Linked DNA regions of Mus musculus: region 2 is linked to region 1. A link is a contact called in ENCODE Hi-C or POLR2A ChIA-PET data. All regions are on one chromosome and are shown on one strand. The core of a region is the stretch at or near the end of the contact, and the rest is flanking DNA. Distances in the headings are between cores, read along the strand shown.

Region 1 (5,275 bases), core at 1,511-4,010:
TACTCCCTAAATAGTTGTTTATTCCATGTATAGTTAGTGAAGAGCCTTGGAGAATTTTGCCAGTTTCTACCTTCCTAGCCTTCCTCTTCTTCCTGAAGGGAGAAATCTGTTGTACTGTATCACAACCTTTGTAGGCTTTGATTTTTTCCAAACCTACTTTAATAAGGGTTCTTAAACGCTTCAACCTCCCTTTTAGCCCACCACCCAGCAAAGGTCATGGGGAAAGATAGGAAACAGAGTTGTGGACCTCTTATAGAAACAGTTCTTTGGGGGTGATTCCAATCTTTGTTGTCTGAAGTCCTTTAGCAAAGCACAGACACAAATCATCAGCAGATGCACTCCAATCCACTCGGCAATCACCACGCATGAACTGCAGTTCCAGCCAGAAGAAACCGTGAGGCTCAGTAAAGCGGCCTGTGTGGCAGAAGAACAAGAAGTCACCAGAACATCAGAAGTTCTTTGGTGAGTTACTCTCTATGAAGTCATGCCAAGGGAAGACCAGCAGAGTGATGCCAGGTGAACCAATACAACAGCATCATCAGTGACAACTAGCAAGGTGAGCCAATGTCAGAGCCCCTCCCACCGTCTGTGGGGTCACATCCCATGTCCACTTCAGCAAAACATGTCTTACATGTGCCTGCTGCAATATTCTAAACTTCCTTTCACCTGTCTGCCCCAGGAAACATCATATGACACAATTGAATTTCCAAAGAAACCAGAAATTTCCACTTCAAACCTTTATTTATTTATTTATTTATTTATTTTGTTTTTTTCGAGACAGGGTTTCTCTGTGTAGCCCTGGCTGTCCTGGAACTCACTCTGTAGACCAGGTTGGCCTCAAACTCAGAAATCCTCCTGCCTCTGCCTGGGATTAAAGGTGTGCGAGACCACTGCCCGGCCCTTCTTTTATTTTTTTAGATGATTTATTTATTTATCTATGTGCGTATGAGTTTGTGTAAGTGTATGTGCACATGTGTATACAGGTACAGACACCTGAAGGCATCAGGTATCTTGTCTATCATTCTCAGCTTATTCCTTTTTTAATTATTATGGAATATTTTTTCTTTATGTGTATCTGTTTACTGTGTCTGTGCCTGATTACTGCAAAAGCCAGAGGGAGGCATCAGAATCCCGAGACCTAGAGTTACAGATGTTTGTGAACCACCTTGTAGGTGTTGCGATTCAAACCTAAGTCCTTTGGGAAAACGGCCCAGTGCTCTTAACCACACGGCCATCTCTCCTGCCTCTTGGCAGAGTTTCTGCCTGAACCTATAGCTCGTATTCTCTGGGCTAGGCTGGAAGCCAGCCACCCTCAGAGATCTTCCAGTACCAGCTCCACTCACACCTGGGTACGTACTGAACACACAGCTTTTTATGTGGCTGTTGGAATCAGAACTCCAGTCCTCCTGGTTGTGAAACAAGCACTCCTAACTGCTGAGTCAACACTCTACCCTCAATTCCCAACTTAATTCTTTTTTTTTTTTTTTCTTTAACCTTCATTTCGAAGTTTATGTTGTAGCACTTTGTTTCAATATAATGTAACTTACTGATCAGGACTGTTTATAAATGTAACACTTGGCCTATGTGTAAGTGTGTATGTATACACATATGTGTGTATGTATACACACATATGTGTGCTCATGGAGGCCAGAAACCATGAGTCGCCTGATGTGAACACAGGGAACAAAATTCTAGTCCTCTGAGACAGGATCTCACCAAGTAACTCTGGCTGGCCTGCAACTTGCTATGTAGACCAGACTGACCTTAGACATGTCATAGAGATCCACCTGTGTCAGACTCCCATATACTGGGTTAAAGGTATCTGTCACCACCCAGTCTATCCCCCCCCCTTTAAATTAAAAAAAAAACAAAACAAACAAACAAACAAAACAAACAAACAATCAGTATGTTAAGTGAAAAACCATGTTGTCTTACTACATGCTCAGAAAACTGTCTACTTCTACATGAAGAGACTTTTCTGTATGGATTTGATTCGCTTCCCAGTGAAAGCTCCCTCCCGAGACACTTCTTTGGGATCAGTCCTGATGCTCTCCTTATATAAGTAATAATACAATTTTACCTCTTAATTGTGTGTATTGACTTTGAGTCTACTGTGGTGTGGGGGAGGGACTGTGAGCTGTTGGGCTACAATTATGCACTGATCAAAATCCTTAGAATGGAGCAGAGTGGGCAGTGTCACATGACACCAGTGTTCCTTGCCTTCAGGAAGCTGCCACGGGGTGTGGTGGGGGGTGGGGTGGGGGTAGGGGGTGAGGGGATGAGGGCTGGAGGCAGTGTCCAAATTTCATATGTACATCTGATATGCTGGGTTTGATTTTAAATTTTTAAGTAACCAATTACTATGACTAGTTGCTTTATTCTACAGAGTGTGCCAACGACTCAGACAGAAGTGTGTTGTAGTTGGCTTGGTGGTACACACCTGTAAACCCAGTACTTCTGCAGGTGAAGGCAGAAGGCTCTCCAGTTCCAGGCCAGTCTCAGCTACAGGGTAAGACTCTGTCTCAAAACAAACAAGCCCCAATAAGTAGATCCCTTCGCTCCGCTTGAATGCCAGTGTTTATTCTTAGACGGAACAGTCCTTGGGAACTACAGAAATGCTCTTTTTGGAGAAAAGGAAGTTTAAAAACGGGTGCAACACTGTGAGTTGTGAACTAACGGGCTGAGCAGGGAAAACCCAGGCCCCGAGCAGAGGGGGAAGGCTGAGGTGGCCAGGCAGCGGAGGCAGGGGCGGGAGTGGACAAAGAAAGGAAACCCAGAACAATAGCGCCCCTCCACCTCTGCTCCCGGGAGGCGTGGCTGCCTCAAGGGTGGGATTGGCTCAAAACTGCATGGGGGATTAGAAGTTACCTCGCAGAGGCTTTTAAATATTTTCTGTGAATTCTAAATGTGGCTGAGGGAAGAGAAGCGTCTCCAGGACCAGGCGCTTCTTCAGGCCCCACTTTCTAACTTCACTGCCGCGAGATGGGGTCGCTGACGACAACACCATCTCAATTAGTCTCTTTCTTTGTTTTTATTTAGTTTTTTTTTTTTCTCTTTTCTTTTCTTTTCTTTTCTTTTCTTTTCTTTTACTTAGAATCTCACATAGCCCGGGCTGGGCTGAAACCTGCTGTACCCGAGGACGACCCTGAGTTTCCTGATTTCTTGACTTCTTCCCAAGCACTGAGATTCCAGACAGTGTGCCACCACACTCCCGTGTTTGCTTGACCATTTCTTTCTTTCTTTCTTTTTTTTTTTTTTAAAGATTTATTTTGTTAATATATGTAAGTACACTGTAGCTGTCCTCAGACACTCCAGAAGAGGGAGTCAGATCCTGTTGCGGATGGTTGTGAGCCACCATGTGGTTGCTGGGATTTGAACTCTGGACCTTCGGAAGAGCAGTCGGGTGCTCTTACCCACTGAGCCATCTCACCAGCCCTCTTTTTTTTTTTTTTAAGATTTATTTATTATTATATCTAAGTACACTGTAGCTGTCTTCAGATACACCAGAAGAGGGCGGCGGATTTCATTACAGATGGTTGTGAGCCACCATGTGGTTGCTGGGATTTGAACTCAGGACCTTCAGAAGAGCAGTCAGTGCTCTTAACCACTGAGCCATCTCACCAGCCCAGCTTGACAATTTCTATAGGGATCAAATTTAACAGTGATGTCATAAAATCTTTTCATAGAGAAAGCTGCTCTTAGACCTGCACTCTGGGGCTGGAGAGATGGCTCAGTGGTTAAGAGCACAGACTGCTCTTCCAGATGTCTTGAATTCAATTCCCAGCATCCACATACATGGTGGCTCACAACCATCTGTATTGGGATCTGAAGCCCTCTTCTGGTGTGTCTGAAGATAGCTACAGGATACTCATACATATAAAATAGATAAATAAATAAATTAAAAACAAAAACAAAAAACCTGCACTCTGCACTCCCAGTACTTGGCAGGCAGAAGGCTGAAGGTTTCTGCAGCATTCAGGCTGGCCAGAGCTGCAGAGCAAGATCCTGTCTAGTCTCAAACCTTCTTTCTATACAGTTAAGGATGACCTTGAACTTCTCATCTACCTGTTTCCCCCAAGTGCCAGGGCTGGTCACCAGCTAAAAATTTGCTGTTGCTCGGTTCAGTATACATGCCTGGCATTTGGGAGGCTTAAGCAGTAAGTCCCCGGCCAGCCTGATCTACAAAGCCGGGGAAGGCTCCATAATGAGATTCCATCCCAAAACCAAAGCAATTACAATACAGGACTGGAGAGACAACTCCATTAAAGTGCTATTCATGAACACAGGAGGATTAGTTTGGATCTCAGAACACATACAAACACCAGTAATTCCAGCACTGAAGGCAGAAATAGGGAACACCCCCCACAAAGCTGGTTAGTGAGCTCTGGGTTCACTTGAGAGACCCTGACTCAATGAATGAGGTGGACAGCTACTGAAGACACCCCTGACACCTACCCTGGGCCTCCACAGGCTTACACATCCATGTGCACACACTGAGGGAGATACAAATGCACATGAGTGTTTGCACCACACACGTACACAGGAAAACAAAAGAGTACTCTGTGTTGTTTGGATTGTTGTTTATCTCCATCTGAAAAGCGCTAGTGTGTTTTACCTTGCCTAAGTCAGAGTCGGGATTTCTCTAACGTGGGCACCTCATCTGGGGCTGCTGTTCTGCCAATGACCATATATGATCTCTCACCTGATTTTATCATGACGTTCTCATTGCAAAGGGGAGGTGTGAACCGACAGTTCTGGTCCCAAGCACTCAGAAGCTATTATTTAATCTCCTTTAGTTAATGCATGACTGTCGATACGTCATATGCTCAGGAGAAAGTAGCAAATTGGATCAACTGTATAGATCACTCTGGAAATAAAGAAATTAATTAAAATAAATTGGGTCACACTTAGTTATATTTCGGGCTGAATTCTTTGTTTATTCTAGTTTGTTTTCCTGGAGCCATTAGAGCAGGATCCTCCTGATGGATGGAGGGAATTCATTTGCACTGAGCTCCATTTGACCTAGGGGAGCCCTTTCCGAGTCTTTACCCATCCCACCATCGTTTTGCTCTATGTACACTATCAAAGCAAACTAGCCTTTTCACCTCAGGCCCTACCAGTGTTCACACAACAGTGTCTATGGTCATTGAGTAACCAGCACTTCTCAAAGTTTCAAGTGCCCATGAGTCTCCTGGGGATCACTTACCATACAGAATGCATGCTAGAGACATGCTCAGCAGTAAAGAGCACACACTACTCCTGCAGAGGACCTGAG
Region 2 (5,275 bases), core at 1,727-4,226, 45 kb after region 1:
TAGGACTATCCTGTATCTAGAAATACTGAAGAGATGAAGAGTGGTTGCTTCCACCTGCGATCAGCTCTCAAGAGAGAGGGAAGACAGTGGACCAGCTAGGTATGTGCAGCAAATTCTAGGCCAGCAAGAGTTATGGTTGCATGTACCTTAAATCCCAGCATTCAGGAGGCAAAGGCAGGCACATCTCTGTAAGTACAAGGCCAGCCTGGTCTACACAGCCAGTTCTATGACATACAGATCTACATAGAGAGACCTTGTCTCAAAAACAACAGAAAGCTCTGGGCAAGTGTCTTAGTTTGGATTTTATTGCTGTGAAGAGACACCACGACCATGGCAACTCTTATAAAAGCAAGCATTTAATTGGGGATGGCTTATAGTTTCAAAAGTTTAGTCCAGTATCAGCATGACAAGAAGCATGGCAGAGTGCTTGCTGGCATACATGGTTCGGGAGGAGCTGAGAGATCTGCAAGCATCAGAAAGACTGTGTGCCACACTGGGCATAGCTTGAGCTTAGGAGACCTCAAAGCCTGCTTCCACAGTGACACAGTTCCTCCAACAAGGGCATACCCATTTCAACAAGGCCATTCCTTCTAATTGTTCCTATGGGACAAGCATTCTATGAATATGTTGGAGCCATACCTATTCAAACCACCACAGCAAGCCATAGCTAAAGGCATGAACCACCACACTTGGAAAAATACGATTTGTTTGTTTGTTTTTAAGACAGGGTCTGTTTGGCTTGGAACTCTCTATGTAGACCAGGCTGGCCTTTGACTCACAGAGATCTGCCTGCCTCTGCCTCCCCAGTCTTTCTACTAAGGGTGTGTCCCACTGTGCCAAGCCACAAAGGCTATTTTTCAGAAAGGCATCCATATACCTGTAATTCCAGTCAGCACTAGAGACAAACAGAGGAAAATTTGAATTTAAGGTCAGCCTGCAATTTATTTAGTCACAGGATACAGTGGCACTAGGGAGGCGGAGGCAGGATGGTCTCTGCCAGTTCTAAGCCAACAAGGGCTATACACCAAGTCACTGTCTCAAAAAAAGAAAAAGGAACCGATGGATTAACTCAACAAGGTGCTCTCATTTCCTCACTGGAGCTGTGCCAAGCAGCCCCTGACCCAAACAAACAAACAAAATAAATTCCTCACGAGATTATAAAGAATTAAATAGAACATTGCACATAAGGTCTTCCATACCCATTGAATTCAGGTATTCGACTTAGTTTATTTACATTTCCATATCTCTATCCTTGGGGGTAGGATTGTTTTTAACTGTTGAAGGTAATGAAAATGTATAAGCAGTGTCAGATCTGTGTTCCGAATATTTGTTTTTGTGTATAGGGATAGCATCTTCTGCCTCCAGCTGACACTGAATTTATTCTGTAGCTGAGGATGGCCTTGCATTCCTATTCTTCCTGTCACTTCTTCCCAAGTGCTGGGAGTTCAGGCCTGTGCAATATGCCAGGTCAACTGTGTTGACTTAATAAATGTTGTGGCACAACAGACCAGTCGATTTTGGTGGACTGCTGGCTGTTTTTCCCCCAGATAGGGTTCTCTTTGTAGTTCTGGCTGTCCTGGAGCTTGCTCTGTAGTCCAGGCTTGTTTGAATTCAAGAGATCTGCCTGCCTCTGCCTCTGTCACCACCACCCAACTGCTGGTTGTTTTAAGCAACCCTAATCAGCAAAACTGACCTGGCACTTGGGAGCCATGGGTTAACCTAGGGGCGTGGCATAATAAGGGCACGCACCAAGTTAAAAGAAGTTGGCACAAAATCTGTCTATACGCATTGTTAAGTTAGCAACAGGATTTTCAATGTGTTAGGACTAATTTTTAGAAATAACTTCTTGTTGAAGCAGTCTGGGGAGAGTTAATTTTTTGTTGTTGTTTTTTTTCGAGACAGGGTTTCTCTGTGTAGCCCTGGCTGTCCTCGAGCTCACTCTGTAGACCAGGCTGGCCTCGAACTCAGAAATCCCTGTCTCTGCCTTCCAAGTGCTGGGATTAAGGGCATGCGCCACCTCTGCCCGGTAGAGAGTTAAATTTTTAAGGAGGCTCGTCCAATAACTAACTAGACAACCGTTTCCAGGCGCCCAAACTGCACGCCCGTTTATGCCAACCTCGGCCCGTGCTATTCACGTTCCCATGCGGTGCCCAAACCCAGGCCTCTACAACGGATCCAAGGCCCAGGGCCTACCATCCGGCACCTATGTGTTCTTTTCGGTCCTTCGCGGCCGTCTATTTCCATGTAGAAACAGGGTGTGCCCTCCCTTTTCCGAGCACAGACCCCATCCTAAGGGCGGATGCTGGGGCCCCAGGACGAGGCCCCTGAGGTTGGCGGGAGCTCGAGGGGGCGGGCCGCCAGGGAACGGGGAGGGGGGGAAAGCAGAAAGACGAGCAACGCGCGCGGCGCTCAAACCCGCGCTGCCTTCTGCTCACGGGCGAACCCCACCCTCTCCGTCACCAAAGGCGCCCAGCCAATGGGCGAGCCGGAAAGGCCGGGCTTACAAGCGAGGGACCGAGAGGGGGAGCCACTCGAGGGGAAAGGGATGTAGAAGGCGGGCTGCACTTGACTGACAGCTCACTCAAGCCAATCCTCTGTGAGGCTTCTCCGCTCTCCTCTTTGCTGGGCTCTGTTCGACGTCCCACCTTCTCTTCCTCCACCCCCCCCTCACTCCTTTGCGTCCCGCCCCGCCTCCCCTCCCCCACTCTGCGGGCAAATCACTGCTGGAAAGAGGCGGGGGCCTAAGCGGCAGGCTCGTGTGGAGCCTTGAGGTGGGATTGACGGGCGCTCCGACCAATAAGAGGTAGGCTGATGGCGCGGCTGTGGCCGGGGCCGACCAATGGGCGCGCGGCCTGGGGGCGGAGGCCCAGGTTCCAAACGCTCCGCGGCGCCATGGGCTGAAAACTCAACCGAGATGGAATCTCCCAGTCTGAACCGGTTTCAACCGGTTCCGAGTTTGAGGCACTAGGAGGAGGGGGAGAAGCGGCTGCAGCGGCCGCGGCAGGAGCAGCGGGAGCTTCAGCATCAGCAAGAGCAACAGTAGCTACAGCCCCGGCGGCCGTGCCTGTTCCAGCCTTTGCTGCAGCAGTCGTGCAACCATCCCGAGGGGGAGGGGGGAGGCACCAGTCGCTGAGGAGCACGCGAAGGGGGGAAAGTTTAGGCTAGCTCGGGTGGGGGGGCCCGGCGCCGGAGCGGCGTGAGCGAGGGAGCCCTGTGTGGTAGGGGGAGCCGGACTGCAACTGGCGGCAGAGCGGCCCCGGCCGTACGGACTCGCGCTGCTGCTCCCGCCGCCGCCTGTGGCTGGAGGGTCCTGGGCTCTGTCTCACGGACTGGCCCGCTCCCCTCCCCCTTCCTTCCCTCCCCAGCCGGGCGGGAGCATTTATTTCTCGGATTAATTCCCCTTTTTGGTGGGGCGCGTGTGTGTGCGTGCGCGCGTGTGTGTGCGTGAGTGTGTGTTGGGTGGAGTTGTCCCTAGAATAGTAAATACTGAGCTTTTTTTTTTTTTTTTGCCCTTCTCTGCTTTTTAATTTCTTTTTTGTTTAAGGTGGGAAAACTGTGAAACCCACCTTGATTTCCTCCCCTCTCCCTCCTCCCCACCTTCCCTCGCCCCAAGCCCGGACAAGGAAGGAAGAAGCAGTTGGTTGAATTTCTGGGTAAGTCGGTCGTGTGCTCGGGGCCGAGGGTCGGGCGGCGGCGGCGCGGCGGGCATGAGGCGAGGCGGGCGGCGGGCGCGGGGCCCTCGGCGGAGCCTGAGATTGAATGGAAGCGCTTCTGTCGCTCGGTGATGGAGGTGGGGAGGCGGCCGCGGGAGGGGAGCGCTTGCTGGGTCATCTTCGTGTGCGGGTGGCGGTGGAGGAAGGCGAGGAGCGTGGTAGTGAGGCTGAGCCCCTGCGCGTGGGTGGAAGGGCTTCCCCAGTCCAAAGGGCTGGGGAGAGTCGGGGGTGATTTCGGGAACGTCTCTGTAAATTATTAGGAGTGGAAGTTTCCAGAAATATTTAGTGCAGCAGCATTGAAACGTCCGCCTGCATCACGTGGCCCCCTCGGTGGAGAGCTTGGGATGGGGGAGGGAGGGGCTACCGAGTCCCTTCTTATGTGAAGAAACTCGAAAGCCTTGTGGGTGATTTTTGTTGTTGTTGGTTTTGTGAGTGTGTGTATAACAAGAAGTAGGAAAGAGGAGTTAATTTCTTTTTTTCGGGGGCCTGCAGTTGGGGTTCCGTGTTGTAGGTTGTTTTCGCCCGGGGCATATATGTCTTGGTGAAACCGTGTACTGCTGGCCGTGGACAGTGAATGATGCCCTCCCTGCTCCTCCTTCTGGTTTCTTGAGTTTGCGGTGTAGGAGAGGAAGTGGTGGTAGAGGATGCACTGAATACTCGCCGAGGCGGGACCTCGGATCACTCAGAGGACATGCTGCATAGAGAATAGGGCGGTGAACTTAGGCGCCGGGTCTAAATGCCTCCTCCGAGTATGGGCGGGGTGAGTGCGTGCTCCTGTGAGCTATAGTTAGAAGTGCTGAGAGTCGTTCGGGTGGGAAGCCAGGGGAGGGCGGTCCCTTCCTAGTGAGGCGTGTGTTTCTTACTGAATGAAGCAGGCGATTGCCCACACACGGAGTAGCAGTCTTTTGTAGCATCTTGTTTTTTGACTCATTGTGAACTTACCTTTTTAGATGGCTACTGGTGGGTAGTGTTTTGCTGCTTGCAGTGCCATTGAAGGTATATGGACAATCACTTGTAGAGTCACAGCATTGTTTGATGGGTTCCTACAGTTCACAATCCAGTGAGTGGAATTTGGGATTGGGGGACACCAACGAGACAGGTGAACCAATCAGAAAGTGAACAATCCCTCCATAGCTGCACTACTTACTGCATGATTCTGTATCTTGAATGTGGGTGTCACGGCTGACGGTGGAATGACTATTTGGAAGCTGTTTGGTTGGGGCTGCTAAATGTGCTTGGCATTGACCACAGAGCCGCCATTTCTGGATTACCTATAGTTGAAGTTGGAAGATAACCGCTAGTTCCGAGAAAGGCCAACAACTGTATTTAAGTATTCTTAGATTGCACCCCTTCCCCCACATGAGTCTAGTATCTGAATTCTTAGAGAAGACCAACTTGAAAATGAAACTTAGGACTTAAGTGTAGGGTCATTTGACTAAACATTTAATCATTACTTTTTTTTTTAAAGAACTATAAATTGAGATAGTGTCTGAGACAAGTTGGTTGCAATTTTTAACCATAAACTCGAAAAATCTGTTTTAATCTGTAAAAGTTATGACACT

The links. Hi-C counts contacts between places; a loop is a spot of excess contacts on that map. ChIA-PET counts read pairs that join two places held with the same protein, here RNA polymerase II (POLR2A).
Region 2: a loop to region 1 is called in a map of heart, with 9 times the contacts of the local background. The contact joins the promoter of Xpo1 here to the enhancer-like site in region 1. A Hi-C loop is called at or near these places in 8 of 37 maps with a recorded cell type or tissue (adrenal gland, gastrocnemius, heart and 1 more). POLR2A ChIA-PET finds 5 or more read pairs at or near these places in 3 of 5 experiments (Patski and embryonic stem cell).

Annotation. Positions count from the first base shown.
Region 1 is chr11:23,208,596-23,213,870 of GRCm38, forward strand. No RefSeq gene overlaps it. Among named protein-coding and RNA genes, the nearest start is that of Xpo1, 45 kb to the right of the region's middle. Within about 2 kb of position 2,761, at least 2 of the 3 ENCODE cell types and tissues checked have a DNase peak (open chromatin) inside an H3K27ac peak, as active enhancers do; they include gastrocnemius and heart, where a contact is called at or near this core.
Region 2 is chr11:23,253,065-23,258,339 of GRCm38, forward strand. Xpo1 (exportin 1) reads left to right here and starts at 2,977. Exons shown (of 26, transcript NM_001035226.1): 1 at 2,977-3,096; 2 at 3,580-3,653.